Linked DNA regions of Mus musculus: region 2 is linked to region 1. A link is a loop called in an ENCODE intact Hi-C map of the cell type or tissue named here. Cell type or tissue: left cerebral cortex. All regions are shown on one strand. Links, peaks and the distances in the headings refer to the core of each region. The heading gives the core; the rest is flanking DNA.

Region 1 (9,318 bases), core at 2,628-6,627:
TAAAGGCCAGTTGATCTTCCAATTTCAAATTAAGCAAATGCTCTCCATTTTTGGATTTTAGTTAATTTCAAATGTAGCCAAGTTGACAGCCAAGAATAGCCATCACACTTATAAAATTAAACAAGTACACACTTATTCCAGAGAGCTTTCCTTATAACAGTACAAAACAGGAAGCTCCCTCCAGATGTTATTTTGGGATCTGGGATAGAGGGCTGTGCTGAACTTTTCTAGCCTAAGGATGGAGCTGTTATCACCCCAGGACAGAATGGGATCTGAGCAAGGCTGCAGTTCACTCCAAGTATGGTGTGGAAGAGTTCTCCATAACATGTTCTAATCTCTTATGGCATCATGACGCTACTGTAGAAGAATCTACACTTTAGGCAACTGGGTCATTTGACCCCTTATAACTCATGAAGTCTTTACAAAGCCAAATCTAAGAAAAAGGTAAGTAAATCACGCTGTAAACTGTATTCCTTCACCAAGTGATGAGCTGCCCCTCTAGTCATCTAGATGCGACCCTGTGGTGGTATGAATTGTCAGCCTAACAGACTCTAGAGGCACCAAGAAATCCCTCCTCCATAGGAGATTATCTTGGGTGTGTTAATTGATGGGTAAACCCATCTTAATGGTGGTTGGAACCTTGCCTTGTGTCATGACCCCTGCACTGTATAAAATTAATAAAGGGAACTTTTTGTTTGTTTGTTTTTCGAGACAGGATTTATCTGTGTAGCCCTGGCTATACTAGAACTCACTCTGTAGACCAGGCTGGCCTCGAACTCAGAAATCCACCTGCCTCTGCCTCCCAAGTGCTGAGATTAAAGGCGTGTACCACCACTGCCCGGCGAATAAAGGGAACTTAACACCAGCATACATTCTTCCATCTTTGATTCTTAATTGTGGGTACAATGTGACCAATTCCTTCAAGTGCTTGTGCTTTGATAGCCCTGCCATGATGGGCTATAACCTGGAACTGTGAGCCACGCCAACCCATTCTCCCTGAAATTGTTTTAGTTAGAATTTGTTTATTTGTTTGTTTTGAGCCAGGGTTTTACTATGTAGCCCAATCTAGCCTGGAACTCCCTCTGTACACCAGGCTGGCCCCAGACTAACAGAAATCTGCCTGTGTCTGCTTCTCAAGTGTTTAACGGCATGCACCAGTGTGCCTGGCTTTGCTACCTTATTTTCTCACAGCAGTAGGAAAGTAAAGTGAGTTATCCATGACTTTTTGTTCCTGTGATAAAACACACCTATAAGCAGCTTGTGGAAGAACTTACTTTGGCTTACAGTTCCAGAAGGCTAGAGTCTGTAATGTGGGCCCTGGCAGCAGGGTATGTGTGGCATCTGGTGGCCAGAGCAGGAAGCTAAGAGCCAGCCCCCAGTGACAAGAGTTCCTCCAGCCAAGCTAAATCTCCTGAATACTCCATAACTGACTCAGTGTCACCAAGGAACCGAGTGTTTAAATACCTGAGGGACATTTCCACCACCACACTGAGATCGATTCCCCGAACAGGTGTTCTACCTAATAAGACCTAACAGCCAGAGCACCATGACATGAGACACTACCTGACTGCCTGCACACAACCCTGCCTCCACATCAAAGTAGCTCTATAGAATGCCTCCAGGGAGACAGTATTCTTAAATGTTATCCACTTCCCAGATCTGCCACCTTCTGCCAAGATGAATCTCTCCCTAGCCTGTCAGTGTCATCCTGCCAGCACAAACAACCCAAGTACCCATTACTAGGGGATAGTTCAATGAACCCTGGTTCATCTATATGGTAAAAATTCTAATTAAAACAGAGAAGAAAGCAAAGCAAAGAAACAAGGAGCCTTCCCATAGATCAACATGGGGACATAGGATTGTGCTGAAGGACACTGTGTAAAAAAGGAGAAATACATATAGTGTAAAAATATTGTGTAATTTACAAATCATTCAAAAGCAAATAGCACCAACTACCTGTGGTGAGGCTGGGATAGAGTGGGACCTGAGCAGGTTGGGGGAATTAGGAGAAAGATAATGTTTGTGAAGGCTTTCTTTGCAGCAAAACAAAAATCTCATTTTTTTTTTCCTGGAAGCACAAAAAGTATCATAATCCCTTCAGAAAAAAGTCTAGCTGTTTCTTATAAAACTAAATGTACTATCCTACAAATTGTACTGTGGAGAATAAAATCATGCAATCATGACATCCTCGAGTGGCCCCTCCTGTTGGGCTTAGACCAGAAACTAAAGTTTCAGCACAGACACACAGGGTCTAGAGTGGATGCTCACTCACACACAGTGGGCCTGCTGAGGGCGTGTGCTCACTCACACACAGTGGGCCTGCTGAGGGCGTGTGCTCACTCACACACAGTGGGCCTGCTGAGGGCGTGTGCTCACTCACACATAGTGGGCCTGTTGAGAACATGTTTTAATCCTCTTCTTCCTTCTTGACAAGGAGTTAGAACACAAAGCCAATTTCACTAAATTAGAAAACTTACTAAGCCTCTTCACTAGTTCCTGGAAAACATATTTAACTCAAACTGTATTCAAATACAACTCTTTTTCCTATTATTTAAGGTATGTATGTATGTATGTATGTATGTATGTATATGTATCACTTCTGTATATATTCATTAAAGAAAATTTTGGTATCTGGAGAGATAGCTAGCAGTTAAGAGTACTGGCTGCTCTTAAGGACATCTCTGGCCTCCATGGGAACCTGCACCGTGTATACATACTCCCACACAGACAGACAGACAAGTAATTTAAAATGAAAGGAAAATTCAATAAGTGCAGTAAAGTAGGAAAAAAATCTGCATTTTCTATTGCTGTGAAATTATCATGACTCAAAGCAACTTAGGGAAGGAAGGACTTATTTAGTTTATAAATCTTGATCACAGTCTGACATCGAGGGAAGGCAAGGCAGGAACTCAAGCAGAGACCGTGGAGGGACCCTGCTTACTGGTCTGCTTTCTTATATAATCCATGACCTCCTGCTAAAGGATTGCATTGCCTGTACTGAGATAGGCACCGCCCCCCAATGCCAATCACTTTAGAGAAAGTCCCCAGACTTATCTGATGGAGATTTTTTTCTCATTTGAGGTTCCCTTCCCAGATGATCCTAGTTTGTGTCAAGCTGACAAAAACTAATCAGTACAACAGCTATAGCTCCATCAATGTAAATGATCATAGGGCTGTCCGATGACCTGAGGGTACCTTCGGTCTCCTTCCCACAGGGCAACACCCATCTCTCCTGTAGGTAATTTGAGATTAGGCATTTCCTGGTAGGAGGGCAGATACAGCAGATACACAAGTGTATTTAAAACCAGCTTTGAGTATACGTGTTATGAGGGTACGTTTTTCCTTGAAGTGAAATAGTAACAAATTTATTTACTGTTTCAGGTGTAAACACGGTGTGTGTTTGTGTGTGTGTGTGTGTGTGTGTGTGTGTGGCACATGCATAAAGCTATAGGATGTATGACCCACCAACTCAAGGCTACCTAACAGCCCATCTGTCAATCAGGGCAAAGGGTCTACCTAATTTCTACGCAGGGAATCTGCTCCTCACTCTACTTAAACTCACAACGCTCCAAAAGGTCATGGGGGTCTTGAGTCTTATGCTTGCTCAGGCCGTTCCCATTCTGGGGAGTGTATTCCATGCATTTTCTTTGTAAATAAATGTACCCTTTGACAACCTTTATTCTGTGTTGTGCAAGTCATTGTTTGAGACACCAAGAACCTAGAAAAAACCTGGGATACACAAGGCACTATAATTAAAAGAGTATTTTTTTTTCCTTAGACTGACCTTGAGCTCACTACCTAGCTAAAGATAATCTTGGCCTTCCTTTATATCTTCTTACCACATCTTTCAAATGCTGAGATTACAGCTGTGTACTGCCATGTTATGTAGCCCAAGCTGCCCTCAAAGTTATTATCCTCCTGACTAAGCCTCCCCAGTACTGAGATTACAGTCCTACTAACACCCCCCGGCTCCTTCCTCATTTATTTTTTTATCCTTATATTTTATATTCTAAGCTATAACATTTCTATGTGAGTTATTGCTAAGACTTCCAGTTTTGTTCCTTGATTGCTGTTTCAGTTTTGACATCTCCATCTTCCTGGTTTTTAAGCCTGCAGGTCTTCATTTCTGGCTCTGAGAGGTCCCAGGTTCAGTTTGCCCTTGGCTTGCCCCCATTCCCGCTGTCACGCTTTTCTCTACGAAGCTCTGTGTTTAGAGGCCAAGATCAAGAAACTTAGAACCACCTTTGAGCAGATAACAGCCCAGGTTGAGAGCAACGCCTTGGCTTCGGCCCTGCACCCGGGTGGCACCTGCCTTGCGCGCATGCGCATGGCTCGAGGCGGTGACGCAGGACCAGGACTCGCGCGTCCAGCGGAGAAGCAGGAGAAGCCGGCGACCTTGCGCTCTCAGCCTGATCCCTGTCTTGGCGGCCTGAACATTCGCAGGTGACTGTGCCCGCGGAGCCCCCCTGCGCCCGCGTGCGACCCCTTCCCCGGACCTCCCCGGTCGGAGGTACCCCATTCGGCCCCGCTCACGCCCCTCCGGGGGTAACCCGCTTCGCCAATACCCCCTCTCAAAGCCTGGCTCTGGGGAGCTCTAACCTTGCTGGCCGCGCCCACTTCCTCGGTGACACCACCCCCCCCAGCCCCTGTTCCTTCCCCCTTCTCTAATGTTCCTCGCCTCCCCCCCCCCCCCCAGCTCTTGCCCTCTTCCTTTTCCAGAGTGTCTCCATTCTGACCCACACCCCTCCCTCGTCCCTAACGTCTGCTGTTCTGATGATACACTCCACCTCACACTAGCTCCTGCCTTTTCCCCAGTATCCATCCTCATTATATTACTCCAGCCTCTCCCTGCCTCCTCCCCACTCCCCCATGTCCTCAATCTTAATTGTATCCCCCCCTCCCCTCCTGTCTCTTCAGTGTCCCTACCCTGACTGTTCTCTTCCTTTCCCACCTCCTACCCCTTCCCAGTGTCCCCATCCTGATTGTATCCTCCCCCCATCGGCCCCCCAGCTACTACGTTCCTCCTTACTTAGCGTCCCCATCCTGATTGTATTCCCCTCCAGCTCCTGACTCCTCCCCTGTCGCTAGTGTCCCACATTCTGGTTGTACTCCCTCCTCCAAGTCTGTCTCTTCCCCACTTCCTGATCTATCCTCCCAGCCCTTCATAGTCTTCCTTAGGGTCCTGTCTAGCCTAGCTCCCCTCCATTTCCCCCTGGGTCTCTGCAGGGATTCTTCAGTGTTCCCCACCATAATCTTTTCTTCTCCTGACCCAGTGACCAGGTCTGTCTTGTACCCCTGCCCTTTCCTCAGGGTCTTTTCCGGGTTCACCAAAAGCCCATTTTTTTTTTTTTTTTTTTTTTTTTTGAGACAGGGTTTCTCTGTATAGCCTTGGCTGTCCTGGAACTCACTTTGTAGACCAGGCTGGCCTCAAACTCAGAAATCCGCCTGCCTCTGCCTCCCAAGTGCTGGGATTAAAGGCGTGCACCACCACCGCCCGGCCCAAATGCCCACTTCTTGATGTATCCTCCCCAGTCCTACGCATCCCTTCCCAGGTGCCCCCTGTCCTAAATGGTATCTTCCCGTAGAGCTGCTTAGCCCTTACCCTCCCTCCCCTTCTCCACCTATGTCTGGATAAGGTGGTGGGGGCTCTTCTGAGGATGGGAGCAGTTTGGCCTTTCTGATAGCTCCTGTGACTTCACAAAGTACCGCTACTGCTTTACTGAGACCCCAGGGCTTTCTTCTTCCTGGGGTTGCCCTGCTCCGCTGGGCCTCCTGCTCCTCTGCACTTTCATGGTCTGTATTATAGTGCCTTTAGTTTTCCGTGTTTGATTGTACAAGCCCTGACTCCTTTTGGTTACATTTTATTGTTATGCAATAACAATAGTTAGATTGAGACTTTGGGAGGTCAGGGGTTTTTATTTGGGGTAAGCAGAATTTGTTGTGTCCAACTCTCAGGTGCAGAGTGGCTTACAGAGAGTCTTCATAAAGGAGTGGAGTGATTGCCAGTGTTTTAGAAAGGTGGGAAGCTCACAGATTCTAGCGAGACTACGTGGCTCGTTCAGAACACAGTGACTAATTCCTCCAACCTCCCACCCCCCTCGTGCATCTCATTTGACTAGGATAGGTTGAAGCGACCCATGCAGGAAGTGACTTGTCCCACTTTGCAGGAAGTGGTAGGGTGGCGACTGGGATTTATTGCCTACTTACTTAGGGCAGGGAGTGTTAGCTGGAGTATTGACCAAACATGGCTGGAATCCACCAGCCTGTGCTGTGGGCTTGCCTTTTGGAGTGAAGAAAGCCCTCCTTTCTTAGGCTGCTTTGACAGGTAGCTTGGGAAGAGACCCTCTAGCTCAGCAGGTACTTGCCTGGGTTTATCTGGTGTCTGTGGTGTTTGTTCTCTGTGTGAGAGATCTCCCACCTATCTTCCTCAGGGCAGGAACCAAAACTGGGTTATGGTGTTTTCCTGTCAGACACACAGTAGCTGTTCAGTAAATTAAGGGTGTAAGCACTTTTTCTTTTTGTAAGTCAATCTCCTGATAATAAAAACTGAATTTATGAAACCAGTTTCTCTCTCTCATTATGTCTGTCTGTCTGTCTGCCCCAGCCCCTTTCTATCTCCTATCTTTCTAGCTGGAACCTGAACCTTTAAGTGATAGTTTATGCAGAGAGTCAGTGATCCGAGAGGGAGGCAGATTCGCACCTTTGATCGCCCTCTTGTAAGTCAGCTGCAGCCAAAGGCAGTTTACCATGCCAGACACAGTCCCTGAGGTCTATGGTGTCTGTCACCTCTCCTTATTGCCCGAACTGCTCTATGGCAGTCTCATCTTAAGGATGCTGAGTCCTTCGTGCCTCTCTGTGTCGCCTGGACCGAAGGGTTAAATCAGAACTGCATACCTTGAAAGGGTGTGTGTGTGTGCAGATTGCTTTCTATGACACGGATTACAAATGTGTCCTGTACCCTTAAAATATAGAGTAGCTAGACTGTAATGCTCATATCTTCCCTTCCTGTGCTTTTGCATTCGATCTGGTCAGTAATGAGTCATATCTGTAGGTTCTGTATCATATGGGCGGTGGTGGCATCCTGCTGCTGCTGCTGCTGTGTATAGGTAATGCTTAATATGGCTTCAAACTTGTCAGGAACTTTCCAGCATAAAGCTGTTTGAAACAGTAAGCGGTTGTGCTGTTGAGATGGGTAAAGAAAAACCAGCAGAGTTTCCCTGAGGCCTGCAGGGCTCAGGAGCCAGGAGGCAAGAGAGCTGGATCAGAGCTGAAAAGAACACTTGGAGTGTTTTGTTTGTATGCGAGAGATGGTTTTATGAGCTGTCTTAACGTGTGTGTGTGTGTGTGTGTGTGTGTGTGTGTGTGAGAAATCTGAGCAGGTTTGCTTGTTTTTTTGGTTTTTTTTTTGTGTTTTGTTTTTGTTTTTAAGCACACCCTATACAAGCAGCACATACCTTTGGCAGCTTTGTTCTGTCTCCTGTCAGAGTAGCTGCACAGAAATTTGCTCCTGTACCACTAGCTAGCGACAGCGTGAAGGGGCGGGAGAGGGGTGGGTTCTCCTTGACTCCCCGAGAGCTTGACCTTGCTTTTAGCTGACATTCATATGCAACTTCTTTCTGTCTTTTTCTCCAGCCTTTTCTTCTGCATTAGTGGATGGCAGACAAATTAAAGAATGATTTGATTAGTGTCAGCAACTGACCCAAAACTGGACAGTGCGAGCCGAGAGAGGAAAGATGCAATTAGATTGATATTTCTTATGCAGCCCAGGCTCAGGGGTAGCCATGCCCACAGTGGCCTGGGCCTTCCCACATCAGTTATTAATCAAGAAAATGCCCTCCAGGCTTGCCTGTGAACAAATGGATGGAGACTTTCTCAATGGAAGTTCCTTTTCCCATGTAGCTCTAAGCTTGTGTCAAGTTGGTGAAACAAAGCCAAAACCAAAAAGGCCAACCTAGATGAAATCTGTCTTTATTTTCTGATAATTCTCTTTGCTTTCAAATAGGAAGGGGGGAATTTTAGTGACTGTATTATAGGAACTGAAAGTCAGGAAGCGTGGTCATATATTTTAAAACTTAATAAAGGCTAATGTTTCTAAGTATAGACTTTGGACCCAAAAGACCTGGGTTCAAATCCTCGTTCAGTTGGTCACCTTGGGTAACTTACTTGAGATTTCCAAGCCTTTTTATTATGATTATTATTATTATTATTATGTTTTAACTATAAAATGAAAATATACCATCAACTTGATGAAATTTTGGAAAATTGACTGAAATAATATACAAGCGTTTTTGGAGAGGGGACTTGACAAATATTCAACCCAAGGTAGCTATTTCTCCAGCAGGTTAAAGGGCCGGAAGAGTCAATGTTAAACAGATTCTGTGATCATTAACACTGACTGTCAATCAACTTGACAAGCTCTAGGATGGTCTAGAATACAGGCCTCTGTGCTTGCCTGTGAGGGGCTTTCTGGATTGGGTTAGTTGAGGTGAAAAAATCTCCTCTAAATGTGGGTGGCACCCCACAACAGACTGGGGTTCTAGACTGAGTCAGAGGAGAAACCCAGCCGAACATCAGCGCATGCCTCTCTCTGCTTCCTGACTACAGGTGCAAGGTGACCAGGGGCTGCCTGTCTTCACAGCTACGATGTCCCTGTGATCTGGAATAAACCCTTTCTTCAGCAAATGGCTTTGGTCAATTATTCTGCCAGAGCAGTTAGGAAAATAACGAATCCACTCACCATGGGGGTGGGAAGAGTACCCAGGACACATGACCGACTCTGGAAGAACAGAAAGATTTCAGTTTGGGGACGTGGTGGCATGCTGTGTTCCACGATTTATAGTTTATCCCTTTGCATCATTATCATTTGCTGCCTTTGTCACTTGTATGTCACATTACAGGATCCAAACATAAACGGAGGGAGTCTCACCAGGAGCCCACAGTTGAGAGACCATGGAATGGTAGAGAGACTTAGTTTTTAAGAGAGCCTTTGAATATTGTAAGAAATGTCGGACTTTTAAGTGTTGACTTTTTTAGTGACTGTCGGAACTTTTTAAAGTTGAGATGCTTTAATATTCACTGTTGTTATTAAAATGAGACCTTGAGGACAAACGAAAAAGGGAAGTTTATTGTTTAATAGTGTTACATTTGTGTGTCAGGTTGACAGGGGGCCAGTTATGATGGTGGGTTGTTTTTTTTTTTTTTTTTTTTGGTTTGTTTGTTTTGTTTTGAAAACTTGACACACCTTAGAAGAGAAACCTCAATTGAGAAAGTGCCTCGGTCAGATTTCCTGTAAATAATCTTCTGTAAATAATTTTCTGT
Region 2 (9,318 bases), core at 3,511-7,510, 110 kb before region 1:
AAGAGAATAATCAAAGGGCCAGTGCCTGTTACACGGGAGGAATACATTTTATTTTTATAGCTCTCGCTCAGCAGAGTGAATAACTGGAGGCCATACATTGCTTTTAATTTTTTTTAACTTGTCATTACTTAGTATGTGCAGGCATGTGCGAACGTACGCACTGGGAGGTGGATGACAACTTGCGGGACTCAGCTCTCTCTGGCTCAGCGGCAAGTGTCATCGCCTGCTGAGCCATCTGACCAGCCTCGATCCCATACAATTTACTCACTGAGCAAATAAATCCCAATATTCTTTCCATAGAAAATGTCAGATATTTGAGGTGATAGATGAGTTAATTAGCTTGATTTAATCATCTTGTATTCTGTTCAAAATCACGTGACCCTGGGTGTGATGGTTCATGCCGGCATGCAGGAGACTGAGCAGGAGGGTCATAAATTTGAGGCCAGGCTGCGCTAACAGGGAGACTCTGCCAAGAAACACAGGACAGGGAAGAAGATTAGAAGTGGAGCGCTCACCCAGTGTATGCAAGGGTTCCACCTTCAGTGTTGACAAAACCCTCTGATACCACGTTATGTCACACAGAAGCAAGCAAGAATAACTTCTACATACATATTTTAAACTATTTTAAAAGAATTTGTATTGTGGTGTGTGTGCCTGTGTGTGTATGTGTGTGTCTGTGTGTGTGCGCGTGTGCCTGTGCGTGTATGTGTGCACGCGTGTGTGTGTGTGTGTGCATGTGTGTGTGTGTGTGTGCATGTGTGTGTGCATGTGTGTGTGTGTGTGTGTGTGTGTGTGTGTGTGTGTGTGTGTGTGTGTGTGCATGTGCTGCAGGTGCCCTTGTAGTTCAGAAATGGCTGTCAGGTCCATGAAGCTGGATTTACAAACGTTTGGGGACCACCTGAGGTGGGTACTGGGACGTGAACTCGGGTCCTCTGTGAGAGCATTGTGTGTACTTAACCACTGAGCCATCTCTCCAGCCTCACTTTAACATTTATTTTAGGTGTAAGTCCAAGGCAAAATCTGTGTGAGAAAAGAAACCAAATGGATGTTTTTCAGATCCCCAAGGTGATGGGTGCATTTTTACATTAAGGCTTCCACTCCTTGATGTGATGGAAAGAACAGGTAAAACTGAGAATATGAATTAAAATTTTAAATAAAAAACCCAGTAATAATTGCATTGGACAACAGTTATGTGGAATATTAAGACTTCACTGATGATGATGTCTGTTTGTTTAAGAAGGATGCTTACAAATGAACCCAGATAAGGCGATAACATCTCTTTTTTTCCATTTTTTATTAGGTATTTTCCTCATTTACATTTCCAATGCTATCCCAAAAGTCCCCCATACCCACTCCCCCACTCCACTACCCACCCACTCCCACTTTTTGGCCCTGGCGTTCCCCTGTACTGGGGCATATAAAGTTTGCGTGTCCAATGGGCCTCTCTTTCCAGTGATGGCCGACTAGGCCATCTTTTGATACATATGCAGCTAGAGTCAAGAGCTCCGGGGTACTGGTTAGTTCATAATGTTGTTCCACCTATAGGGTTGCAGATCCCTTTAGCTCCTTGGGTACTTTCTCTAGCTCCTCCATTGGGGGCCCTGTGGTCCATTCAATAGCTGACTGTGAGCATCCACTTCTGTGTTTGCTAGGCCCCAGCATAGCCTCACAAGAGACAGCTACATCTGGGTCCTTTCGATAAAATCTTGCTAGTGTATGCAATGGGTCAGCGTTTGGAAGCTGATCATGGGATGGATCTCTGGATATGGCAATCACTAGATGGTCCATCCTTTCGTCACACTTCCAAATTTTGTCTCTGTAAGTCCTTCCATGGGTGTTTTGTTTCCTATTCTAAGAAGGGGCAAAGTGTCCACACTTTGGTCTTCGTTCTCTCTTGAGTTTAATGCGTTTAGCAAATTGTATCTTATATCTTGAGTATCCTAAGTTTCTGGGCTAATATCCACTTATCAGTGAGTACATATTGTGAGAGTTCCTTTGTGATTGGGTTACCTCACTCAGGATGATGCCCTCCAGGTCCATCCATTTGCCTAGGAATTTCATAAATTCATTCTTTTTAATAGCTGAGTAGTACTCCATTGTGTAAATGTACCACATTTTCTGTATCCATTCCTCTGTTGAGGGGCATCTGGGTTCTTTCCAGCTTCTGGCTATTATAAATAAGGCTGCTATGAACATAGTAGAGCATGTGTCTTCTTGGTTGGGGCATCTTCTAGATATACGCCCAGAAGAGGTATTGCTGGATCTTCCGGTAGTACTATGTCCAATTTTCTGAGGAACTGCCAGACTGATTTCCAGAGTGGTTGTACAAGCTTGCAATCCCACCAACAATGGAGGAGCGTTCCTCTTTCTCCACATCCTCGCCAGCATCTGCTGTCACCTGAATTTTTCATCTTAGCCATTCTGACTGGTGTGAGGTGGAATCTCAGGGTTGTTTTGATTTGCATTTCCCTGATGATTAAGGATGTTGAACAGTTTTTCAGGTGCTTCTCTGCCATTTGGTATTCCTCAGGTGAGAAATCTTTGTACCCAAACTTATGGGACACAATGAAAGCATTTCTAAGAGGAAAACTCATAGCTCTGAGTGCCTCCAAAAAGAAACTAGAGAGAGTATACATTAGCAGCTTGACAACACACCTAAAAGCTCTAGAACAAAAGGAAGCAAATTCACCCAAGAGGAGTAGACAGCAGGAAATAATCAAACTCAGGGGCGAAATCAACCAAGTGGAAACAAGAAGAACTATTCAGAGAATCAACCAATCGAGGAGCTGGTTCTTTGAGAAAATCAACAAGATAGATAAACCCTTAGCCAGACTCACTAGAGGGCACAGGGAAAGCATTCTAATAAACAAAATCAGAAATGAAAAGGGAGACATAACCACAGATCCTGAAGAAATCCAAAACACCATCAGATCCTTCTACAAAAGGCTATACTCAACAAACTGGAGAACCTGGATGAAATGGTGAAGTTTCTAGACAGATACCAGGTACCAAAGTTGAATCAAGATCAGGTTAATGATCTAAACAGCCCGATATCTCCCAAAGAAATAGAAGCAGTCATTAATAGTCTCCCAACCAAAAAAAGCCCAGGACCAGATGGGTTTAGTGCAGAGTTCTATTATACCTTCAAAGAAGATCTAATCCCAGTTCTTCACAAACTATTCCACAAAATAGAAACAGAAGGTACTCTACCCAACTCATTCTATGAAGCCACAATTACTCTGATACCTAAACCACAAAAAGACCCAACAAAGATAAAGAACTTCAGACCAATTTCCATTATGAATATTGATGCAAAAATCCTCAATAAAGTTCTTGCTAATCGAATCCAAGAACACATCAAAACAATCATCCATCCTGACCAAGTAGGTTTCATCCCAGGGATGCAGGGATGGTTCAATATACGGAAATCCATCAACGTAATCCAGTATATAAACAAACTCAAAGACAAAAACCACATGATCATCTCGTTAGATGCTGAGAAAGCATTTGACAAAATCCAACACCCATTCATGATAAAAGTCTTGGAAAGATCAGGAATTCAAGGCCCATACCTAAACATGATAAAAGCAATCTACAGCAAACCAGTAGCCAGCATCAAAGTAAATGGTGAGAAGCTTGAAGCAATCCCACTAAAATCAGGGACTAGACAAGGCTGCCCACTCTCTCCATACCTATTCAACATTGTACTTGAAGTATTAGCCAGAGCAATTAGACAACAAAAGGAGATCAAGGGGATACAAATTGGAAAGGAAGAAGCCAAAATATCACTTTTTGCAGATGATATGATAGTATATATACATGACCCTAAAAATTCCACCAGAGAACTCCTAAGCCTGATAAACAGCTTCAGTGAAGTAGCTGGATATAAAATTAACTCAAACAAATCAATGGCCTTTCTCTACACAAAGGACAAACAGGCTGAGAAAGAAATTAGGGAAACAACACCCTTCTCAATAGCCACAAATAATATAAAATACCTAGGCGTGACTCTAACTAAGGAAGTGAAAGATCTGTATGACAAGAACTTCATGTCTCTGAAGAAAGAAATTAAAGAAGATCTCAGAAGATGGAAAGATCTCCCATGCTCATGGATCAGCAGGACCAATATAGTAAAAATGGCTATCTTGCCAAAAGCAATCTACAGATTCAATGCAATCCCCATCAAAATTCCAACTCAATTCTTCAACGAATTAGAAAGGGCAATCGGCAGATTCATCTGGAATAACAAAAAACCTAGGGTAGCAAAAACTCTTCTCAAGGATAAAAGAACCTCTGGTGGAATCACCATGCCCGACCTAAAGATGTACTACAGAGCAATTGTGATAAAAACTGCATGGTACTGGTATAGAGACAGACAAGTAGACCAATGGAACAGAATTGAAGACCCAGAGATGAACCCACACACCTATGGTCACTTGATCTTTGACAAGGGAGCTAAAACCATCCAGTGGAAAAAAGACAGCATTTTCAACAAATGGTGCTGGCACAACTGGCTGTTATCATGTAGAAGATTGCGAATTGATCCATTACTATCTCCTTGTACTAAGGTCAAATCTAAGTGGATTAAGGAACTCCACATAAAACCAGAGACACTGAAACTTATAGAGGAGAAAGTAGGGAAAAGCCTCGAAGATATGGGTACAGGGGAAAAATTCCTGAATAGAACAGCAATGGCTTGTGCTGTCAGATCGAGAATCGATAAATGGGACCTCATAAAATTGCAAAGCTTCTGCAAGGCAAAAGACACCATCAATAAGACAAAAAGACCACCAGCAGATTGGGAAAGGATCTTTACCTATCCCAAATCGGACAGGGGACTAATATCCAATATATATAAAGAACTCAAGAAGGTAGACTTAATAAAATCAAATAACCCCATTAAAAAATGAGGTGATAGCATCTTAACTACAAAGCTGTTGCCAGGGCCGGGGATACTGTGCCTCACAGTGGTGGGTGCTTGGTGTTCACAAGGCCCAGCATGCCCTCCCCAGAGTAAAAGCAGAAACTCACTGGGCCCTTGCTCTCTTCCCCTGCTCAAAGCAACAGCTCAGTATTTAGGGATTCAGTGTTTGACCTTATAGCCCACTGCTACAAACGTGATAATTAAGCTGGAGACCAGAACCTTCAGGAAGATGTCAGGGACTTTGGGAATGGTGGCAATTCTTGACTTAGATAGAGTCATCGGTTATAGCTCTTCATCCCTTTAAATGCAACTAAGGCTTAGAAGGTTAGCAGCAGCAGGGAATGCTGGGGCGTCTGTTCTCCTGTGACCACCAGAGGGCGCTGTACTGCCTATCACCAGCCCTTTCACAGCGTTCTAAAGTGGAATATCTCAAGTCAGGGCCCCGCTACAGATGGACAGAAACCTGTCCCATTCAGTTGCAGTTCACTTATTAACTTTGCTTTTAAATAGCCTTTTCCACGGGGCTGGGGAGATGGTTTAGTGGGTAAAGTGCACCCACGTTAAAAGCCACGTGTGGCCGGCCATACACGGCTGTGACAGTAGATCTGGGAAGTGGCTGCTAGTTGAGCCAATCTGCGAGCTCTAGGATCAGTAAAGCAATGTTATCTCAACAAATAAAGTGACGAGGGAGAAAGGAATGTCAACCTCTGACCTCCATGCATGCGTATGTGTGCCTAAGCTTATGTGCACCTGTGCAAACATGCACTCGAATGTCCATGCACACACATGCACATATACTCACACACACAGTGTACACACACACACACATACACAAACACACACACACATATACTGACACAGAAACACAGACATACAGCATACACACAGAATGCACACACACACACACACACACACACACACACACACACACACGAGAAAACAGAAGGAGCCACACGTTACAGGAATGCTCTCATAACTGATGAGAACTTGTTCACACTCCTGCACTCCTGGCAGGAGTGTTTCAGTGGAGGAAATGGCTGTTAAACCCTAGTAATAAAAGACCCTGACAGAATTTAGACCAAGGAAGTTTGTCTTCCCAGTCCACGCTTTAACCACGACATGAGACAGCCTCTCTCGGCGAAGAGCACAGATGTATTTAAAAGATCTCCATCTGGAATTTGATGACTGTCCTTTGGTACTTGATTATTATTGATGACTGCGTGGTAGGAAGACTCTAATGTGTCCTTGGACATGTCCTGTGTATGTGTCAGCCGAGAAGATGAATGACATCATTTGGTGGGATAGGGAAGACAGGACCTGATGTCATCATGATGTCATTATGATGTCATTAGGCTTCACAATGGCACCCTAGGAATGTGTGGCTTCCCAACAACAGACTGTGAAGAGACACCTTGACCAAGGCAGCTTTTATTAAACAGCATTTAGCTGGGGGCTTGCTACAGTTTCAGAGGGTTAGTCCATGATCATCAAGGCAGGAAACAGGCAGGCCCAGCCCTGGAAAACAGTAGCAGAGAGTTTTAGATACCGACCCAGAGGCAGCAGGCAAAGCAGAGGGAGGGAGAGGGAGGGGCTGACATGTGCCTACCCTCAGGGACACACCTCCATCAAGGCCACACTTTGCAATCCTTTCAAACAGTCCAACCCAGGACTAAGCATCCAAACCTACGAACCTGTGGGGGTGGGGGCGGGGAGGGGCATTCATATTCAAACCACAGCAGACAGGCATCTCGGGAGTCAGAATATCAGTGAGACCAGGCCTTTTAGTGTGAGGGGATCCTTTCATAGCACAGCTGTGTGACCTTAGGATCTAGGATGCTGAATACTGTAGGTTATCAAAGGTTGACCTAAGACAGGGGCTTTAAGTTCACCGTCTCACACCAATGGAGATTAAGGGATGTGGATTCTCAAGGGAGTAAGCCAGCTTAGGTAGGTTTTCTATCGCTTCAATGAAAACATCATGACCCAAAAAAAGGAAAGAAAGGATTAACTCAGCTTATACGTCCAGATCATAGTCCATCATAGTCCAGCCCCCCACAGGCTGAGCCCACCACCTTGAGAAAATGCCTTACAGCTGGATCTCATGGAGGCATTTTCTCAACAGAGGCTTCCTTCCTCTCTGATGTCTCTAGCTTGTGTCAAGTTGACACACAAAACCAGCCAGTATGGATGCTAAGCGGAAGCAGGCTTTATTCAGGACAGTCACAGAAAGTGAAAACTGAGCCATTAAGGAAGAGTCATTAAGGAAAAATGAAAGGGACTCCTGGGAAGGGAGATGGAGATGACGCCTGAATTTCTTTGCCTGAGGCCTTTTATACAGCCAAGGCAGAAACTCTGAGACTGGTTAATTCTCATGGGCCAAGCAATCAGAGGGCCCACATACCCAACCAGGGATACAGTCAAGATCATGCTCCTAAGCTGTTCACCCAGTTAGATCTGGTTGGAACCCAACTCTGGCCATCTCAGACTCTGACTTTATTAGTTATTGACCTTGACTGTCTGCTCGCTCTAGTCTTTTGGTAGGGGTCACTCCCCTCTGACCTTGCAGATGTCTGAGTGCTGATAATTGTACTAAGCATTCTTTGTTCTTCACATCTACTAAAAAAAAAAAAAAAAAAAAAAAAAAAAAAAAAAAAAATGAAGAAGCCATTCTTGGTTACATCATTATTTAGCTCCAATTCTCTGGAGTGGTCTGGAATGGTCTCCTGGGAGAAATAGTCTCCTTAGAAGCTATCCTGCTCTGTTGAAATTAGCTACATTGTTAGACGGTCTGTTGACATTAGCTGCAGTCGAAACAAGACTAAGAGGAAAGACAACCGAGACAGAGCAACCATAGTGACAAGAATGGAGGCAGCAGCTAAGGTTATCCCCACATCCTGTCCCACTCCCCTTCTCAGCTGACTTCCTGGACCCTAAACTCCAGAGACCGGGTCCTGCATGGCCTAGAAACAACAAGGGAACCCTGCAGAGAAGACTAGCAAGAAGAAGCAGGCCTCACAGGAAAAAGGAGATATCCTTCCCGAGAGAGCTGGGGAGGCAGAGCTACAGGCGTAGGGCAAATGTCTGGAGGTCCCGATTCCCCCATGAAGAAACCCCACGAAGGAGACTGCGTCATGGTCAAAGCCATGAAGAAGGAGCAGCTGCCAAACCCAGGACCAGCGAAGAATCTGGTGACTGGTGGCACATCCCCACCCCATAGAATCTGTCCCAGAGGAAGTCTTCACTGGCCACCAGCAAGCTTGCAGGGTACCCTGAGCCCTCTCTCCCTCCAAGGCTGGAATGAAGGAGATGTATTCACTGTTTCTGAGTGTTTTGTTCTTGGACCATTGTGCTCTATGTTTATGTCATGAGGGATTAGGAAAACATTTTTTTTCAGGAAAAAAAAAAAGAGGAGAGAAAAAGTGGGGGGGGGGGGGTGGAATTTGCTTGCCTGCAGTGTCCACGATAACCTCCTTTGCCAACAACCTCTAATAGTTTGTCCTGGTTATGGAGGGATGTAAGGCTTAATGGACATTATTCATGAAAAAAAAAAAAAGGATGCTTTCTGTCATCCAGTATGTTGAAGAGCATTGCCTTAGGAGTCAAAGTGTTTGGGTTCTAGTTCCTCTCCTTCTTAGGGGTACTGAGGTATAGATTTAGTAGGGTCATTTAGCTTCTCTGGATTCTGAAACAGAATGAAACATGTATAAGATACCTCTGACTCAAAAGTCCTATCCCTGCTGTAAGATGTTGCTCATCATCAAACTAAAAGTAAGGAGGGCCTCATGGCCAAGCCTCCATTCTGTAAAACTAGAAAAACCGCCTTAGAAAGAGAAAGTGTGGAGTTTGAAGGTCATACACTAAAGCAACAGAGTCGTGTGTGTGTGTGTGTGTGTGTGTGTGTGTGTGTGTGTGTGTGTGTGTTCTTTATATATATACATATGTCTTCATATATACATATGTGTATATATATATGTGTGTGTATATATATATAGATATACATACATATATATATACACACAAACACATGAATACACACACACATATATATGTGTGTGTGTATATGTATGTATATATGTGTGTGTGTGTGTGTGTGTGTGTGTGTGTGTGTATCTTCCTGGGGTATGGAGTGGAGCTGAAGAAAATAACCAAGGAAAAATTTTGACTCCACGCTCTTTCTTTTCTGGGCCCCAGTTAGATCCTAGCTGCTACAAAGCTGCCCTGGCAACAGTGTGGGTGGGCCTGAGGAAACAGGTTCAGTCGTGCCCATGTGGAGGCTGCTTCATGTGGAGGCTGCTTCAGATGTAATCAGATGCTAGGTATATTGTTAGGGAGCAAGGAAAAAAAAGGAGAGAAAGAAAAGAGATTGAAGGTTTATTATGACTGCCCAGCTGTAG

What was found. A loop is a pair of places that touch in the nucleus more often than their neighbours do. Peaks named below come from ENCODE experiments on the same cell type or tissue, not always from the same donor. Only the 100,000 strongest peaks of a DNase experiment are listed, where the experiment ranks them.
Region 2: it touches region 1 in a loop (4-fold over the local background); 11 of 42 quality-filtered maps call a loop at or near these places.

What each region holds. Positions count from the first base shown.
Region 1 is chr1:34,845,621-34,854,938 of GRCm38, forward strand. It overlaps Plekhb2 (pleckstrin homology domain containing, family B (evectins) member 2), which reads left to right and starts at 4,339. Exons shown (of 8, transcript NM_145516.2): 1 at 4,339-4,443. In left cerebral cortex, for the core only: no CTCF peak of the experiment used is centred there; DNase peaks (open chromatin) are centred at 4,320, 4,804, 5,037 and 6,106; H3K4me3 peaks cover 2,725 bases; H3K27ac peaks cover 1,234 bases.
Region 2 is chr1:34,733,254-34,742,571 of GRCm38, forward strand. All of the region lies in intron 3 of Arhgef4 (Rho guanine nucleotide exchange factor (GEF) 4), which reads left to right. It also overlaps the pseudogene Gm51813. Among named protein-coding and RNA genes, the nearest start is that of Gm32920, 49 kb to the left of the region's middle. In left cerebral cortex, for the core only: a CTCF peak has its summit at 5,283 (motif pointing right); a DNase peak (open chromatin) is centred at 5,300.